Regions from separate parts of the Mus musculus genome. Here region 1 is linked to region 2. A link is a loop called in an ENCODE intact Hi-C map of the cell type or tissue named here. Cell type or tissue: heart. All regions are shown on one strand. Each heading gives the region's core, and the rest is flanking DNA. Links, peaks and the distances in the headings are about the cores only. Region 1 overlaps Srpk2 (serine/arginine-rich protein specific kinase 2). Region 2 overlaps Srpk2 (serine/arginine-rich protein specific kinase 2).

Region 1 (9,595 bases), core at 1,621-6,620, 50 kb before region 2:
TGTACTTTTTATATATAGCTTTGGTAAGGGTGCATCTTCTAATCTGTGCTGTATCACACATAGCTAAACTGATAATGACTTACTTTCTGCGATAGAGACAATGGTGTGAACCATAATTTACATACTGCTGATCAGTGAAATCCGCCATTACTCCTTCCAGGGCAAAGGCGCTATGAGAGGACAAAGCATTTCCGAACGTGGGAATGGATCACAGGGCAATCACACGGGGTAAATGACAGAAGTAATGAAAGGAAAAAGAAGCCAATGCATGCTGGGCGTGGTGGCGCACGCCTTTAATCCCAGCACTCGGGAGGCAGAGGCAGGCGGATTTCTGAGTTCGAGGCCAGCCTGGTCTACAAAGTGAGTTCCAGGACAGCCAGAGAAACCCTGTCTCGAAAAACCAAAAAAAAAAAAAAAGAAGCCAATGCATATCAACAGAAGATAAATAACTAAAGATATAGATATTTACAGACACTGAATATGATATATCAAATTTAAGAAGTAAGATTAAGCAAGACTTAATTAAGAAATCATGCCTTTAATCCCATCCCTACAACATCCATATACAATCAGGGTAGTAGTTTATGAACACTGTTGCATTTTGGTACCTCAAGACTCAGAATATGACATACTGTCTTCAAAGAGAGACACTGGGTGGATGAGTACTTTGCAACTATAGGAGGTGATAGCATGAAATGAGGTTTGTAGCAGCACGGACACGGGACCTGGAGAGTGGTCAGACAGCAGGTATGCTCAGCTCCCCCAGAGACAATCAGAAGGCTAAGTGTCTCTGAAGCACTGTTGGCATCAGGACTGCAGCAGCAGCACTTCTGATCCAATACGACTTGGAAAGCTGTAACTTCTGAAATGGAATTCTTTATGTTGCCAAACGATTTCTTTAGTTTTAAAAAGTAAAATTAAAAGTCTAATATATATTATTTGTCATAACACCCTGCATGCTCCCACTCTGAACTGCAAAGTCTGCTAATAAAAGATGCATTAAAATAGGCGCTCTACTCAGCACAGTCAGAAAAGCACACTTGCATCTTCCTTGGCTCAACTAAACTCTCTACCTCCTGGGAGGAGAATGTGCAAATATTCTTGTTCATCAAACCGTACTCACTAAAACGCTCAGGCATAACAACCTAAGCTGATCATTCTCCTGAGGCCTGATTTTTGTATCTGAAAGAAATGCTACATCTTAAATCTCACTTCAACTCCTGGCTGGGGATAGGGGGACTTAAAGAAGGTCATAGAGTTTTTGCTGTGACCGATACACACATTCAGGGATCAGATTACAACGTGAATTTTTGAGGATCACAAACATTCAGTCAATATTAACTCTAGTCCCCGATGCTCGCTCTCTTCTGGCCTCTGTGGGCACTACATGCATAGGCACTACATGCATATGGAACACACATAAATAGAGGCAAAAAATCCATTTACACAAAATACAAATAAGGTGAAAAGTAAAATAAACTTCTCTCCAGCCAGCCAGATACAGCTCACCTGGGTACATGAGAGACAGAAGCAGGTAGATCTCTGCAAGTTCAAGGCCAACTTAGTCTACATAGTGATTGTCAAGCTAGCCAGGACTACATATTGTCTCTTTCCTCCTCAGCTTCCATGTGTTGCATTTTAAATAAACTTCAATTCTTGCGGCCCTTTAACTTTCATACATACACAAAGATATTGACTTACACCCACTATTTTAAAAAGCAATCATTTACCAACTATCTACTGAGCTTAAGCTGCCACTTCAGGTGTGATATAAGTATACTGTCCTCATCTGTTTTGTTTGCTTGCTGATCGTGTTCAAAACTAATTTGTGCCAAATCAGGAAAAAAGACATAAAGGCAAAAAACAAAATAAGTAGATAAAACAAACAAATGTTAAGTTAGAGAACAGAAATGGTACTAGAATCAAAAGTGAGTTAACTTTTTACAAAAGGATTGCACAGTAAAAAAAAAAAAAAATAAGAGATGTAAACTTTTTTTTAACTTTTACTTCTAAAGAATTCTAATGCTGATACCAAAATTAGCCAGTGACATATTGAGATATATAACAAGACTGAGCTAAATTTAAGATGTTCCTCTCTGAAGTCTTCACCAGCTCCCAGTCTACTTATTCAATAGCTTCTTACCCTAGATACTGTATATACACCATTTTACTTAAGTACCACAGTGACTCAGCTACTGTGCATTAACTCATCTGCTAAACTCCAACTCAGTGGTTACCTAATTGCCCAAGGTAAACGATGCAATACAGTAGCCAAGCTCGGCTGAAATGTGGTTTGGCTCCACAACATCTGATAATGACCACGATTAGTTGCCTGTACCACCCACCACTGTCTTCAGCACCCACTTTATACGCATCATCTCCTTAGATGTACCTACTCCTAAGGGAGACAGACGTCAGCATCTCTATTTTCATATGAAGAGACTAAGACTTGTAGAGGTCATGGAACTTGCAGGAGTGGCCTCTGAAGGTCATGACTCAAAGCCCATTTGGTCTCCACAATTTATCATACTCTTTTCAGTGCTAATGGTTACCTTTTCAAAACAAACAAACAAAAAAAAAAGATTCTGTGTGTACAGGAAGACCAGATCAAACCTGATTTTTTATTGGGATAAAAACTTGGAGCTGGAGATCACACAGAGAGCACTTGCTAGTTCTGCAAAGGATCCCGGTTCGATTCCCAGCAATCAGTGTGGTTCATAACCCTCTGTAACTCCAGTTCCAGGGGCCCAGTGCCCTCTTCTGACCTTCATGGGCATCAAGCAGAACTGTGGTGAACATACAAAACACTAACAAAATGAAATTAATGAATCTAATTTTTAAAAAAATAGTAAGCCGGGCGTGGTGGCGCACGCCTTTAATCCCAGCACTGGCAAGACAGAAGCAGGTGGATTTCTGAGTTCGAGGCCAGCCTGGTCTACAAAGTGAGTGCCAGGACAGCCAGGGCTATATAGAGAAACCCTGTCTCGAAAACAAAAACAAAAAAAACAAAAACAAAACAAACAAACAAACAAAAAAAAAGAGTAGCTATAATTAAATTTTCCCTTCCTCGAGGTTTTGCTTTAAGTTCTGGTTAGTCTTAACTGCCAACTTGGCACGGCCTGCAGTCATCTGAGAGGAGAAGACTGAGAACTCAGCTAGATCAGATCAGTTTGTGGCCATGCCTGTGAGGGTTTATCTTAATAATTGATAAGGCCCAACCCACTAAAGGTGATACAATTCCTCAGGCAGAGGTGGTCCTGGACTTTTATTAAAAACACGTTAAAAGTCACACATGGTAGTGTATGCCTTTAATCCCAGCACAAAAGAGGAAAAGACAAGTGGGTCTCTGTAAGTTAGAGGCCCGGAAGGGAAACAGAGCACGACGGCCTTTTAAAACAGACAGCACACACCAGCTGATATGAGGCCCTCCAACACACACACAGTAGAGGACTTCCATGTCTGTGTTCATTCAGAGATGATGCACCTAACCCTCAAGAGACTGGAGGCCCCAGGGAGTTTAGAGGTCAGGTGGGGTAGGGAGTGGGGGGATTGACAAGGACACGGGGTGGAGTGGGGAGGAGGTGTGGGATGTGAAGCAGATGGGTGGATGGAGGGGGGGCAGGGAACGGAATATAGAGTGTAAAAAATAAATTTAAAATAAAATTAAATTTAAAAATATAAAAAAAGATAAAAATTGTTTTGTTAAAACTAGTTCTACACAGGCTGGGTGAGCAAAGAGGCATCCTTTGGAGTTTCTGCCCTGAGGTCCTCCCCTGACTTCCCTAAATCATGGGCTGTGACCTACAAGCAGATACCTTCCTCCCCCAAGTCACTTTGTGGTCACATTGCTTTGTCACAGCAACAGAGAAGCAAACAAGACCACTTACCGCTGCTCTCAAGCATTTAGGGAAGGAGAGTAAACCTGCCTTGTCAAGGTCACAGAGTCCAGTATTACATCCTGCCATGATCTGCCTATAACATAAGCCAGGGAGGTCAAGCTCTGTGCACACACACCTTAAACATCCACTGTGCTGTTTGTGTTCCTATCTGCTGAGAGCATTTACAGACCAGTTCTACCTCACCCACCCACAAAATGACACATCTCAAATAATATCTGCATAGGCATACCCTCTTTCTGTCTCTGGTTCTTTATGAAGAAGCAGCCAGTGTTAATGGTAAGATAAACCAACCCCACAGTAAGTAAAGCAAATAGCTGCTGGATTCTACTGCTCATACAAAGACCCATGTGCTGGAACACATGCCAACATACACAAAGTTCAATCTGAAAGGAAAAAACCTACATACAGTTTGTGCTTTGACAACCTAAAACGAACCATCCATTTTTAGCTCTCGCCCACGCAAGAAAAGCCTGCGCTGACCCACAGCAGCCGCTGTCGGAGCTCCAAGGGCTTCTGAAGCAAGTCAGGCTCCAGCCTTCAAACGTGACCTCCGGCTTGGCTAAAGCCACAGCTGAATGGGAAAGCAGGAAGCCAGGAACGCTAACGAAGCTGGCCAAGGAAGCAGCATTCCAAACCGAAGCCTACTTCACAATACTTACTCTGGTGGAACGTAGGTATGACTCAAAAACATGAGAATCTTTATAGTCCAATCTTTAGTTCCTAAGTCTACCTAATGGCATTTACAACTGAAAAGACAGAGAGAGGCTCAAATGTGCCCACTCTAAACCCTAAAGTAACGTACCAAGAGCTTTAAATAATGAAGCTATGAACAAGACTGATAAAATACATTTGAAAAAATAAAAAGTTTAAACCAGCTATAAAGGCTCTTTTATCTCTAAATTAGCAAAAATCTGTGATTCAGTGAATGAACTGGTATAAACAGACTGTTACCAGATGATGCAGAGAGCCCAGTCCAGTGTCCTAGCTACTGACACGTTTATACATGAAAAGGAAAGACCACCATGCAGACCAGCAACCAAGTTCACCATGCCTGGCTCACTTTGGGATCACAGGCAACTCAATATTAAGCAGATCTAAAATGGGAAAAATCAGAAGGAAGACACTAGAACAAAAGTTCTGGCAGGGTCACTTGCACATCCAACAACTAGCCAGGAAAATTTCCCGAGCACCCTTTCCTACCCAGGCAAAATGCCAAGCACTGGGAGGCCGAGAAACAAGGGAAAGAAACAATTCATAAAGTAATTCAGAAAACAGTAAAATATTAACCAATACTTCTGAATAAAGAATAAAGTATTAACACTGTTTTCTTTGTGAATACTTTCTTATGAATTAGACAAATTTATCAGAGAAATTAAAAAATCTTTATTCAAATAAACTGGTCGGAGATATGCTGGGTACCAAGGAACAAAGGTAAGACAACCTCTCACTGACTGGTGGGTAGCAGGCAATGCTTCTCAAGAGTATCCTGACAGAGAAGAAGCCTCTGCAATGGGAGGGCGCTCTGCTCATCACCACAGGCAGATCAGGGCAGGTGTGCTACCCGGAAGGGGTAGGCAGAGTATGTAAGGAATTCAGATGAGAAGCCACAGACTATGGAAGACATCAAGGTGCCCACATGAGTCTCCTCAGGAGTAAAGCCTGAAGGGAAAGCAGACAGCAGCACAAGACACCAGCAGGTTAGGGAGCAGCCTGAGTCTGAGAGCAGCATGGGGGGGGGGGGGCTGAACAGAACCAGGGCTCAGATGGAGATCAGCAGATAGGAGTGTGACAGCAGCCAGTGCGCAGATGGTGTTTAATAGCACTAAACAGATGAGGTCAGGACGGGAGAGTGCAGACAAGGAGAGCAACAAGCCCCAACGAAGGACCAACATTTAGGAAATGCTAGTGTAACATGCAAACTGAGAGGTACTGTGTCTTACTTTTCTATTGCTGAGAAAAGACACTATGACCAAGGGAACTTATAAAAGAAAGCACTAAATAAATAAATAAAATAAAAAGAAAACACTTAATTTGGGGGTTCACAGTTGCAGAAGGTTAGAGTCTTTAGTTTTCATGACAAGGAGCATGACAGCAGGCTTGGCGTGATGCTGAAGCAACAGCCGACCACACAGCTGATCCATGAACAGAAGGCAGACAAGAGATAACTGGAAATGGCATGGGTTCTAGAAACCTCAGAAGCCCACTCCCAGTGACACACCTCCTCTGACAAGGCCACACCTCCTCATCCTTCCCATACTGGGAACCAATTACTCAAATTCATGAGCCTTTAGGGGGCAGGAGGAGGTATTCTCATCAAACCACCACATCCTGCTTCAGTTTTTAATTTATTTTTGATTGAGGGAAGACGTGTGTGTGTGTGTGTGAGAGAGAGAGAGAGCATGTGTGCACCGTAGCATGTGAAGGTCAGAGGATAACTCTGTGGTCCTCTCATTCTGCTATTGAGTAGACTGCAAGGATTACACTCCAACTGCCAGGTTGTGTGCTAAGTGCCTGCTTGGAGTTCTTCACCTTTTCTCCCAAATTCTTCACTAACCAGAGGCAGAAACCTAGGTTATTAAAGGATTATATATATATATATATATATATATATATCCTTTATCAGTGCCAGGTATTCTGAATACTGAAGACAATCAACTATACAGTTTAGCAATCTCAATATATATTTCCAATTAGTGGCAATAATTTTTCATTTGTCCATTCTTTCAAGAAAAGCAGGATTTCATTTATGAGACATTTCTGGATAAAGGAAACAAGGCCTTTTCTATGGGAGATTTAAGTTCAGGCACCTTCAGGGGTCAAGTGGGTGAGACAGAAGAAACGTGGGCTATGCTCTCTTGGTATGTTCTGATGCCTCTCAGGACATTCAAGCTCAGTACTGCATAGAGAAGTGGAGACCACACCCTAGGTTGGCTAGCTCCTGAACACAGTTCTCACATAGGAAATGAACATCCATTAATACGAAACCCCACACCCAAAACATCCAAAGATCGGAAATGTTTTACGGGCTGACAAGTAGAAAATCTTACACTGTGAAACTGTCTCATGTAGGACATTATAACATATTAATTACTTTTAACAGGTTGTATAAAGTCTACATGAAATAAAATGTACTTCATATTTGGGTCATATGCCAAAAATTTCTGTGTATATGCAAATATTCCAAACCCCAAAATATCTGGTTGTAAGACTGCAGAGAACCGATACTCAAATTGAAGATAACATTTCCAAGGTCGTTTCTTCTGTGATCCAGTTTTTTTCTATAGACAAATAGTTTCTTTACAGACAAAATGGTAAGGAATTCTATGTTGTAAACTATCGGTGGGGTTTTTATTATTTGTGTGTGATTTACATGTATGTGAATGTATACATCTGTAATGTGAGAGCAAGTGAGCAGGCATGGGCACATCCCAAGGTGTACATGGAAGCCCAAGTCCAACTCTGGGTGTCAGGCGCTGCCTCCCACTCTGTTCAAAGCAGTCTCTCTTTCTGTCACTACTACGCAGGGCAGGCTAGCTGACCTCTGAGTCAAGGGTTGTCCTGTCTCTTACATCTCCACGCAGATGTAGGTGTACACACTGGGCGTTCAAACATCTGCATGGCAAGGCCTTTACCCACTGAGCTCCCTCGTGGCCCATGTGCTACACTGCTCAGCTTGTGACCCGCTGGTGAGGAAGGACTTGCATGCCTCATCACTTCTCTGGAAGACGAGCACGGTAACAACCTGAAGACTAAGAGCATCATGAAAAGGCTTATTTTGACTTTAACAAGAGGGCAAAAAGAAAGACCAAGAAAAAAAAATTAATTACTCCATTGTTAGGACCCTTGGGATTTAATTGTCACAATAGTTAAAGTTGACCCTTAAGTTTTCAGAGTGGGGGGGGGGGGGGTAGTTGGAAACTGATTTCTCAGAACTGGGAAGGGGAAACTTGTACATGGAGAAAAGACCCCAAGAGAAGATGAGGGACAGGGGTATGAGAGGGAAAGAGGGAGAGCGGGAGTCAGGAAGTGAGGGAGTCAGAGAGGGTAAGGGGCAGAGGGAAAGGGGAGGAGCAGCTGCAGTCAGCTTGTGCGGCTGCGGGTTACAGACGGGCAGCACTGCCACCCAGATGCCTCCCTCCGTATGCTGGCAATCACCCACACAAGTGCAACAGAAATCTTTTAAAAACCTGAATTTGGAGTTGAAGAGATGGCTCAGTGGTTAAGAGCACTTGCTGCTCTTCAGAGGACCTGGGACTGACTGACTGCCAGCACCAGGCAACCACTCACAACTGTCTCTAACTCCAGTTCTGTATCATCTAATGCCCTCTTCTGGACCCCACAGTTACCAGGCATACAAATGGCATACAAACATACATGTAAATGAAACTTTCATGCATGTAAAGTAAAATAATAAAAAGTATTTCTTAAATTGATTCCAGGTATTTAATACTGTCTTACTGCGTAACCCTGGCTGCCCTGGAAAACTATGAAGGCCAGGCTGAGATTCACTTTGCTTCCCCCTGCCGAGTGCTGGGATTAAAAGCCTGCACGCCATTTTAGACTGAGCAGGTTATATTACATATTTAGGAGTTGTATGTATGTGTGTGTGTGTCGACAATTAAAGAAACAGCAGCCATGAATGTAAAGAGAACAAAGGAGACTGTGTGTGAGGGGATGGAGAGAGGGCAGGAGGAGGGAAATGATGTAATTTTAATTCCAAGAATTAAAAATTTTTTAAAAAGTAATGTGTGTGCCATCACACTCAGATTGCATTTATGCTATGGGCTATATACACACTCTGTAAGAGCTGACACTACCAGTGGACAGGGGGATGGGAGCAGAGATCCTCTGGGCAACATCCCACTCTGACATCGTCAAAGACTAGCTATACAAAAACTGCCACTGGTTTTAAAGTATACAGGTTGGAAAATATGTTGGTGACAGACAATTTTAATGCTTAAGGCCCTTGAAGAGGTCCAAAGCATCAATTTGTATGCACACAACACTGCTCAGCATGTATCACGTTCTGACATATCATACATGATTAGAAATAAAGAAGAAGAGATGTGTGTGTGGGCGGGGGGAGTGGGTTACCAGAATCAGGCAAAACAGGGTTGGAGAAGCACAGCTGGAAGCCCAGAACTCAAGAGCGAAGGTGTTGGGGGCAGGGGTGGGCGGTGGCCTTTAAACAGTGACTGACTGGTCAAGCCTTCCCACTTCCCTGGATTCATGGAGGTCCCAAGTCAGTCCTTGCTGACACTTCACGTGGGTCTTAACTCACGAGTTCCATACAAGCTGTTATGTCACCAAGTCAGCAGGAGGTGACAAGTTCAAAACTCTCAACAGGGACAGGTGTGACGTGGACTCCTGTGATCCACAGACTCAGAAGGCAGAGGCAGGAAACCCATAGCTACAAGTCAACCTGGACTTAAAACATTAATTAGATTTAATTTTTAAAAGAGACAGTAAAAAAACAAATTATGGCCAGCCTAGATTCGATGGTGAGTTCCAGGACAACCAGACCTACATAGTGAGACCCTGTCTCAACTCCACCACCACCCCTACAAAAAATAAATGAATAAAAATAAAAGCCATGCATGGATGGAGCCAGCGGCCAAGTGTGGTGTCACACACCCACACTCAGGGTACAGTGGCCACACCTGTGTCCCAGCACTCAAGGCAGAGGCAGGCAGGGC
Region 2 (9,595 bases), core at 1,469-6,468:
TGTGTGTCTGCATGAGTTTATAAATACCACGTGTATATAATTCTCCATGGAAGACAGAAGAAGGCAGCTGGTCCCCTAGAACTGGAGTTATATGTGATCATAAGCCACCAAGTACAGACGGAGGGAATCAAGAGCAGCCAATGCTCTTAACCACTGAGCCAGCTCCCCAGGCCAAAGGTAGAGATTTTCAAACCTGTAAGCCAAAACCCATCATCATCTGCTCAACAGCAGAAACAAATAAACCAGGCATTTGGCATTCTTTTGAAGTCTGAGAACAAAGCGGGAAAGGCACAGAGAAGCCCTGCACATGGAAGCAAATGTGGCCCCTATAGTCCTAACTCTGAAAGGGGGACATCATCCTCTTACTTACAATGCTTCGCAAGGAACAGACTATCTGCCAAACTCACCCTAGGCACAAGGGAATTCAAAAGGAGGATTTGGGGTTTTAGAGGTCACATATTTTTACCTGCACTTTTTTCTATCTGTTTACTTACAAGGAAGATGGCAGGACAGACCTATAGAGGTCAGAGGCCACTGCAGACCTCAATTTTCCCCTCCACCACGGGGGCTCTGGGGCTTATCTCAGATCTTCTACTTGATGACAAGTTCCTTTAATGCTGGGGTCATTCTGCTGTAAGATCTTACAGGTGGTACTTGTTTCTTTGGTTTTGTTTTTTGTATTTTGTATTTTCAAGACAGGGCTCTCACTCTGTAGCTCTGGCTATCCTGCAAAACTCACTGTGTAGCCCAAGCTGGCCTTGAACAGAGCTCTGCCTACTTCTGCCTTCCTGGTGCTGGGTTCAAATGTGTGGGCCACCACACATGTGGCCATGGGATATCTTTTAATGTAAAAGAGATAACAGAAGTAGGCTTGCACTGGGCAGTGGTGGCACATGCCTTTAATCCCAGCACTCGGGAGACAGAGGCAGGCGGATTTTTAAGTTCGAGGCCAGCCTGGTCTACAGAGTGAGTTCCAGGACAGCAAGGGCTAATACAGAGAAACCCTGTCTTGGAAAACGAAAAAAAAAAAAAAAAAAAAAAAAAAGAAAGGAAAAGAAAAGAAAAGAAAAGAAAAGGAAAGAAAAGAAAAAGAAGAAGAAGTAGGCTTGCCTATGTCTTTTCCAAGATGAAGAAAATATAACTAACAGATGAAGGCAGCATTATCAGTAGGCATGAGAAGTATCTCATGATATACCGTCAGTTGGCCTCCACTTCCCAGCAAGCATCCCTAGTATTGAAACTGCAGGTGGGAGCCATGAGGACCTACTTACTAAAATTAAATTTTACTGCAATCTTACTACTGAAAATTTTATAAGTACAAATATCATTCCACCTGCTACGGTGAACATGTTGAAGCTTTTCCTAAAACAAGAAAATTTTATTACCAGGTCACCAAAACCTGTAAGAGTTCAAACTTCTGGGACCCAAGGTAAAAGAAAAGAAATTGACTCCTTAAAGTTATCCTCTGACTTCTACACAAGCACCATGACACATCCCTACACACAGGAGCATACACACATAAACACACACAACAACAACGATATATAGATTTAAAAAGAAAACGGAAGTCTTACTGTAAAGGAAACACTTGGGAGGTAAGAAAACAAGAAATTTATTCCAAAACCATCCTTACATTTTAGGATGTTTCAACAAAAGGAAAAGACAAAGAACAGGCTCTATGGTTTTAAGAGTTACATGGGTGCATAGGAGCAAGCAGCTTCCTGTATAGAGCAAGGGTAGCCCCACCCACCCTGCCTCTGGTAAGCCAGAGGCCCAGGACTACAAATGAACAGCAAAGGCTGATGGGTAAGACAGACTTACTACACTGAATCCTCCTAACTAATTCAGGAGTACGTCTGTCAGTGCACATGACAGATGCTTTTGACTCTCATCTGCACTTTCCAGGCTTGGCTTAAGTTATTGTTCTGTAAACAGAAAAAGACGCCTCGAGGAAAAAGTGCCAAATATGTTGTTCTCCCTATAATGCTCAGTAACAGTGCCTTACTGAGGTCTTAAACCTACCAGTCAGTAGACATACTCTAAAAAGACTCTGGATGAATTGATGCTCAAAGCAACTGCACATGTTAGGAGATTGTATCTTTTCTCTACTTTTTTGAATTTACTGAAGCTCATTATAAGCATGCCTTTTATAAGCGTAAATTGTATGTTCTCATAATATCATAGAAGTGGCCCATACCATGATGAATGGAATTGAGGGCTCTGGTAGACTGTACTCAATAGCAGCCTGTAAAATTCAAATTATGCACTACACCTAATCCTAGATTCTACATATACATCTACTGTCTACAAAAATAAAGTATCATTTAAGTACCCAGTACTTTTAACTACCTCCAGACACCATGGTAACAGCAGCCAAGGCAATGTATGAAGAAGTGCTCTGCAAAGCACTAGGGAAAGTCAAGGGCGAAGTGTCAGCTAACAGTGTTACCGCTGCCACTGTAGCTCCTCACCAACTATGTCTGAAAACCCGCTGTTGGCTTCTTCTCTCGCTTAGAGTTCAAAATAGTCCATTGTACTATATTTAAGGAAAGCAAATTCAAGGCAAATTTTAGAAAGCAATGTTGAGAGCTGGAGAGATGGCTCAGCGGTTAAGAGCACTGACTGCTCTTCCAGAGGTCCTGAGTTCAAATCCCAGCAATCACATGGTGGCTCACAACTATCCATAATGAGATCTGATGCTCTCTTCTGGTGAGTCTGAAGACAGCTACAGTGTATTTATAATAAATAAATCTTTGGAAAAAAAAAGAAAGAAAGAAAGCAATGCTGAAATGAAGTCATCCCCAGCAAATCACCTGGGGGACTAGTTGGGCGTTTCTCCTGCTCCCCCACACCCTCAGAGGCTCACATTCCCTGAGTGTGTAAGCGCATGCTTTTGGACTTTTGTTACATTCTTGTTGTCCTTTGTCTTTTACTATCCCTTGACAATTCCAAAGATAAATTTTGGTCATTTCCACCCCTCATTTCCCTCTCTCCTCTACTGAAACCTTCGGTCAAGAGTCCCGCCTCAGCCAGGCGTGGTGGCGCACACCTTTAATCCCAGCACTCAGGAGGCAGAGGCAGGAGGATTTCTGAGTTTGAGGCCAGCCTGGTCTACAAAGTGAGTTCCAGGACAGCCAGGACTATACAGAGAAACCCTGTCTCAAAAAAATAAAAAACAAAACACAACAAAAACAAAAACAAAAAAAGCAGAGTCCCACCTCTGCTCTGGTGTCTTTTACTTTTGCCTTGCATGCTGGAACTCTTTCTACAAAGAGCAGCTGGTCCCAAGCCTATGTTCCCTGCCTCACTGAGTGCCCTGTGTCACTCAGGACAAATGGCTGAGGTGCCTATGTCCATACCAACCACAGCTGGCCTCCAGGCCCTGGCGTGCGTGTGTGCTCCCTCTGTTCTTCTCCCCACCATCCTCCCCCGACCTTCCCACCCCACCCCACACTAAACCTCTCCAGCCCAGGGCTTCTCTTGCCTTCCCACAACTTCTGATTCCTAGATAACAAAGCCACTCTTGCCCTCCTTTTTTGTCTGCCTCCCCCCACCTCACCCCCGTCTCTCCTCTCATGGCCCAGTTCAGTCCTTCAGACCCTTCCAGATGCCTCTGACCATGTTCTCCCTCATATCTACATTAAACACCATCTCCTCACTGTACCTACAGGTCCTCATCTTCATTCACACATTTTTATATGCAAAATAATGTTCACATACAGATAATGCTTACAAACTAAGAGAACAGGCATGGCATAGCACACCTATAATCCTGACGTCAGGGGAGCTGAAGGGACAGCATCAAGCCTGGCGTTCAACACTGGCTGGGACAATGCAGGAGAATCCAAGGGAGGCAAGTGGGGGGAGGGACTACCAAAGGGTAATGCAAATTTCTACATATTCAACTAAAAGATTCTTTTTGTATAGCATCATGAGATTATCTTTTCCTTTTTTAAAACCTATATAGTATATTCCCAGTATTATAGAGTTTACTAAGAGAGTTTCATAACCAATCCATATAGCTAAAAGACTTGAATTTTTTATTGAAAATAAACAGAATTTTCATCTGTGTGCATCCATACCGGTGGGAGGCTCTGTTGTTTCTGACCCAGCATTGTCTCTCACTGTTCTAATCCTGATCCACACTCCTGCAGAGCCAAGTCTCTGAAAATAACTGATCCCATTATTGTCCTGTTTGAGGCCCTTCCGTGTTGCCCCATTTCCCACAGACACAGAGCTTGCACCTTTGAGGGAGAAGGGCCAACCAGTACCCGTGAAAGAGAATTCTAAGCCTATCTTGCCAAAAAGTACATTTAAGTTTTACAAAAAGAACCCAACTTATTTAAGCTTTTAACATTTCAGACACAAATAACAAAACCTCATTTTCCCTTAAAGCAGTGGTTCTTAACTTTCCAAATGCTGCAGCCCTTTAATAGAGTTCCTTATGTTAGGGTGACCCCCCAACTATCTTTTTTTTGGGGGGGGGGTTCGAGACAGGGTTTCTCTGTGTAGCCTTGGCTGTCCTGGAGCTCACTCTATAGACCAGGCTGGCCTCGAACTCAGAAATCCGCCTGCCTCTGTCTCCCAAGTGTTGGGATTAAAGGCGTGCGCCATCACTGCCCAGCTGACCCCTAACTGTCTTAAATTAGGATCTTACTGCTAAGGACAGACACCCTGTCCAAAGCAACTCTTATAAAAGACATTTTATTGGGGCTGGCTTAAAGGTTCAGAGGTTCAGTCCATTATCATCAAGGCAGGAGCATGGCAGTATCCAGGCAGGCATGGCACAGGAGGAGCTGAGAGTTCTACATCTTCACCTGAAGGCTGCTAGGAGAAGACTGGCTTCCAGGCAGCTAGGATGAGGATCTTAAAGCCCACACCCACAGATACACCTAGTCCAACAAGGCCACACCTACTTCAACAAGGCCATACCTCCAAAAAATGCCACTCCCTATGCCAAGCATATTCAAACTACTACACCAACCATAAAATTATTTTTGTTTCTATTTTATAACTGTAATTTTGGGCTGGTGAAATGGCTCAGTGGTTAAGAGCACCGACTGCTCTTCCAAAGGTCCTGAGTTCAAATCCCAGCAACCACATGGTGGCTCACAACCACCCGTAATGAAATCTGATGCCCTCTTCTGGAGTGTCTGAAGACAGCTACAGTGTACTTACATATAATAAATAAATTAATTAATTAAAAAAATAACTAATTTTGCTGCTATGAATCATAATGGATGTACTGTTATGAATCATAATGTAAACATCTGTGTTTTCCAAGTCTTATGCAACCCCTGTGAAAGGTTTGTTTGATGACAGCCCCCCCCCCAAGGGGTCATGACCCATGGGTTGAAAACCACTGACTTAAAGAAGCTGAAGATTGCTTTAGGCAAGTCAATAAGCATTTGCTGAAGAGAAGGGAAAGACCGTACACTAAAATATGGAAAGTATAGCGAGTCTTTTTCTTTGGAGGGGGGTGTTGTAACAGGATTTCTCTGTGTAGCTTGGACTGTCTTGGAACTCACTCTGTACACCAAGCTGGCCTCAAACTCACAGAGACCTGCCTGCCTATACCTCAGGAAGTACTGGGATTACCAAAGTGGGCCACCAACACCCAGCTACATCAAGTCATTTTTTAAATGCATAGATGTGCCAAAACAATACACTTCCTAGGGAGTGGATCAAATGTTTGATTTGATTCCATGCAAGCCGGTGTCACTAGGGCTCCTGGGTGAGCTGCTCTGCTGTAGTTCCTGGCGATTCAACTCTTCAGAACTTTGTGTTTCAGTTTTATGTGAGTGGAAGTTTAATGCTCTGAGCCTATCCTTTAGAGCCCTCACTGAAAACTGTAACTGCAGAAATATGCGCACAATCTAAGTCCCACCATCTTCCAAAACACCAATACAACATATTTTTTTGTAGCTCAGGAGATCTGGTTGGTAAGCAGAAGGCCACTGTTCCTCTACGTCAAAGAGTAAAACTCAAATGTCTCAGGGTTGAAGGGTAAAATCAAGTTCACTGGTACAAGAGTAAGATCCTAGCCATCAACCTAAGATCTAGTGATGAGGGAAACAGCTGATTCAAGGAGTCTCAACTGTCTTATTAGTTTTCAGACTACAAGAAAAAGATTTTTATATAAAGTGTTCCCCACTTTAAAGCAGATCCCACATGCATGATCTCGTTCCCACCCACCAGGTTGCACCCTAGAAAAGTACAGATATTTTGGTTCCTATAATTAATATATTGATGCCAATCCTGAGCCACATACTCTGTTAGACATAGAGACAATGAAGACATGTCAGGCTGTACCTCTGAGGACACCAGCCCATGGAAGTGAAAAACATACAGACACAATGTCATAAACACTATGGTCAGTACAAGCACAGAGACATTAGATTGGTGCCAGCAGGACCAGGCAAAGAAAAGGGGAAAGGCGGGCAGGCAGCAGGGTACGGCAGGCAGAGGGGCAGGCAGCAGGGCTGAGGCCACAGGATCCAAGGCTGCAAGGCTACAGGGATGAGCCTTAGTGCCCAGGCGAGAGAGACAATGGACCCTCAGTTCCTGAGGGCACAGCAGTACATCTGGGAAACACATTCATAACTGCAAGATCCTGTAAGACTTCCTCTTGCTGTGTTAATGTAAAAACCACAAAGAGTTACAAAGGAGAAAAGTGTATATAACCCATGTCCCACACTATTACTATATCCTTCTACCTAGGGTTGCCCAAAAAGAGCCTTTTATACAGACTGAGGAGGCTATATTTATATATTTAGGGGCACACACACATACCTATATTACACACACATGTGCTTTCCTCTGTGTTCCTTCTACATTCCTAAAAACTTAAGCAAATTAATGATTAATTCGTTTCATTTTCAAAATCCACTCCTACCAGTAATGTATGAAGGGGAACAATGGTAAGACGCTTTAGGGCTGGAGACCTGGCCAGCAGCTGAAAACACTCTTGCGGAAGACCTGGTTTTGGTTCCTAGCACCTATATGGTGGCCCACAACCATCTGTAACTCTAATTTCCAGGATATCTAACACCATCTTCTGGCTTTCACTGGCACACGTGTGGTACACCTACATACGTAGGAACAAAACACTCACATACATAAAAACTAAATCGTTTTAAAAGATGCTATCAATTGTATCTAATCCTTTTTTCAGATAAGCAAGTGGTCTCTTAGCACTCCAGCCCATACGTTTAAATGCTTATACTTTCTCTTCCTCCGTGGTGTGTCATGAGGCTAGTTTTACTGTGCATTTAAGGAGAAATAGCATTGCCTATGCTCCCAAAAGACAGTCTGCATTCTCTCTTCTCTCACTCAGAATCACTAACACCCACATACATCCCTGACAAGGTACAGGAGCAAATCACAGGAGCTGATGATCCTATTTTACTAACTACCTCTCCTCACCTTAACGCTTCTGACACAGCAGTTCTCAGCCTGTGAGTAGCAGCACCTTTCCGGGTTGAATGACCCTTTCACAGAGGTCATCTAAGACAATCAGAAATAGCAGATATTTACATTACAACTAATAACAGGAAGAAAATTACAGTTATGAAGTAGCAACGAAATAATTTTATGGTTGGGGTCACCACAACATGAGGAACTGTGTTAAAGGGTTGCAGCATTAGGAAGGCTGAGAACCACTGTTAGAACACAAAATTTCAACTGGCTTAGGGCTGGGAAGATGGCTCAGTATACCAGGTGTTTGCCATGGAAGCATGAGGACCAGACCTCAGATCCTAGCGCCCACACAGAAGCCAGGAGAATGTGGGCCTCTCTGCAATCCCAGATCTGTAACAGAAACAGAGTCATCTCTGATGGAAACTGGCAAGACAGGTTCAGCTGGAGATCCTGCCTTCATTAGTAAAGTAGCGATCAGTCAGGGACAACCACTAGCTTCCACTCACACCCACACACCTATACACTTCCACATATACAAGGGCACACACATGACGTTTTCCAATTCAACACTTTTTAAAAAGTGAGCTACAAATATGAAATGAACCAATTTTTAATGTATTTAACAAAATATAAAAATTTTAATCGGTAAAATTTCTTTAATGTTTCTCATTTTATAAAACCTGCTAGGGGCTAGCAAAGTAACTTAGCGGCTTAAAATGCTCGCTGCTGAGGCGGACCATCTGAATTTGATCCTCAAGAAAAGAACTGAATCCTGCAAGTCTCTCCTTGATCTCCACAAACACACCGCACATGCTCACATGTGAGCACACACAATAAAGAAGTATAGAAAAGAAACAATAGTTTGTAAGAGTAATAACACTTTTTTAAGAATAAACAAAACAATACCCGGAGCATGCAAAGGCATGCCTGTAATCCCAGCAGTACAGAGGCTGAGGCACTAGGAGCGTTCCTGCTCAGGCTCGACTTGCAGGCAGAGACCTGTCTCAGGAAACCAAACCCGGGCAGGGAACGGAGCTCAGCTGCCACGGTGCTTGCCTAGAGTCCTTTCCAGCCCTGCAAAAATCTGCACTCCCAGCACTGGACAGGCATAAGCAAAGGAACCAAAGTTAATGTCATTCTCAGTACAGAAAATTCAAAGCCAGCTGGGACCCTATCTCCAAAACAAAAATTAGTACTATCCTGAGATTAAAACGCAAATTCTCACAAATAGCAACCAGTAAGGTTACTTCTACCACAATGAAAGCCAATAAGCAAGTTAAATATATCTTATAGTCGAGATAAAAATCAGTAATATTTTTACCATTTAATTATTTTAGCTTTTAAACTAATTTCACAAAAATATTACAAAAGCTTATCTCCCATCAGAAGCTACACAATGGCCCTCAAGACCAGGCAGTGGTGGCACATGCCTTTAATCCCAGCACTCGGGAGGCAGAGGCAGGCAGATTTCTGAGTTCGAGGCCAGCCTGGTCTACAGAGTGAGTTTCAGGATAGCCAGGAATACACAGAGAAACTCCATCTTAAAAGCTTATACCTACGTCTATTCAGTAGAAAAAAACAGACAATGTTGCTAAGACAACACACAAAGTGGGCTGAAAATAGAACTACTAACGTAAACAGCTGGAACCGAAATTGTAAGGATAAGTCTCCAGGGTTTTATGAATTCAGCAACAGATTCTTAAGATACATTTAAAAAAAAAAAAAAGTATAGGCAAGGCCTTCCTGATGATCCAGTGAAAAAATCAGGAAGCTATATATCCTGAGAATTTTGCCCACCCTCACCATCTCCTAGCTCCAGACTTGCAGCTCATGTGCTGGCTCTCCCTAAAGAAGACTGTTACAGAGAACAACTGACTTAAGAGGCCCACAACCTGGGGCTGGCTAGTCGGCTCAGTGGTGAAGAGCACTGACTGCTCTTCTGAAGGTCCTGAGTTCAAATCTCAGCAACCACATAGTGGCTCACAACCATCTGTAATGAGATCTGATGCCCTCTTCTGGTATGTCTGAAGATAGCTACAGTGTACTTACATATAATAATAAATCTTTGGGCCAACCAGAGTGAGCAGAGGTCCTAAATTCAATTCCCAACAACCATATGAAGATTCACAACCACATGTACAGCTACAGTGTACTCATACATAAAATAGATAAATCT

What was found. A loop is a pair of places that touch in the nucleus more often than their neighbours do. Peaks named below come from ENCODE experiments on the same cell type or tissue, not always from the same donor. Only the 100,000 strongest peaks of a DNase experiment are listed, where the experiment ranks them.
Region 1: a loop joins it to region 2, with 2.1 times the contacts of the local background. A loop is called at or near these places in 2 of 42 quality-filtered maps.

The regions. Positions count from the first base shown.
Region 1 is chr5:23,594,278-23,603,872 of GRCm38, forward strand. The region is part of intron 2 of Srpk2 (serine/arginine-rich protein specific kinase 2); the gene reads right to left. Among named protein-coding and RNA genes, the nearest start is that of Srpk2, 77 kb to the right of the region's middle. In heart, for the core only: no CTCF peak of the experiment used is centred there; a DNase peak (open chromatin) is centred at 4,444; H3K27ac peaks cover 1,423 bases.
Region 2 is chr5:23,644,123-23,653,717 of GRCm38, forward strand. All of the region lies in intron 2 of Srpk2 (serine/arginine-rich protein specific kinase 2), which reads right to left. Among named protein-coding and RNA genes, the nearest start is that of Srpk2, 27 kb to the right of the region's middle. In heart, for the core only: no CTCF peak of the experiment used is centred there; no DNase peak of the experiment used is centred there.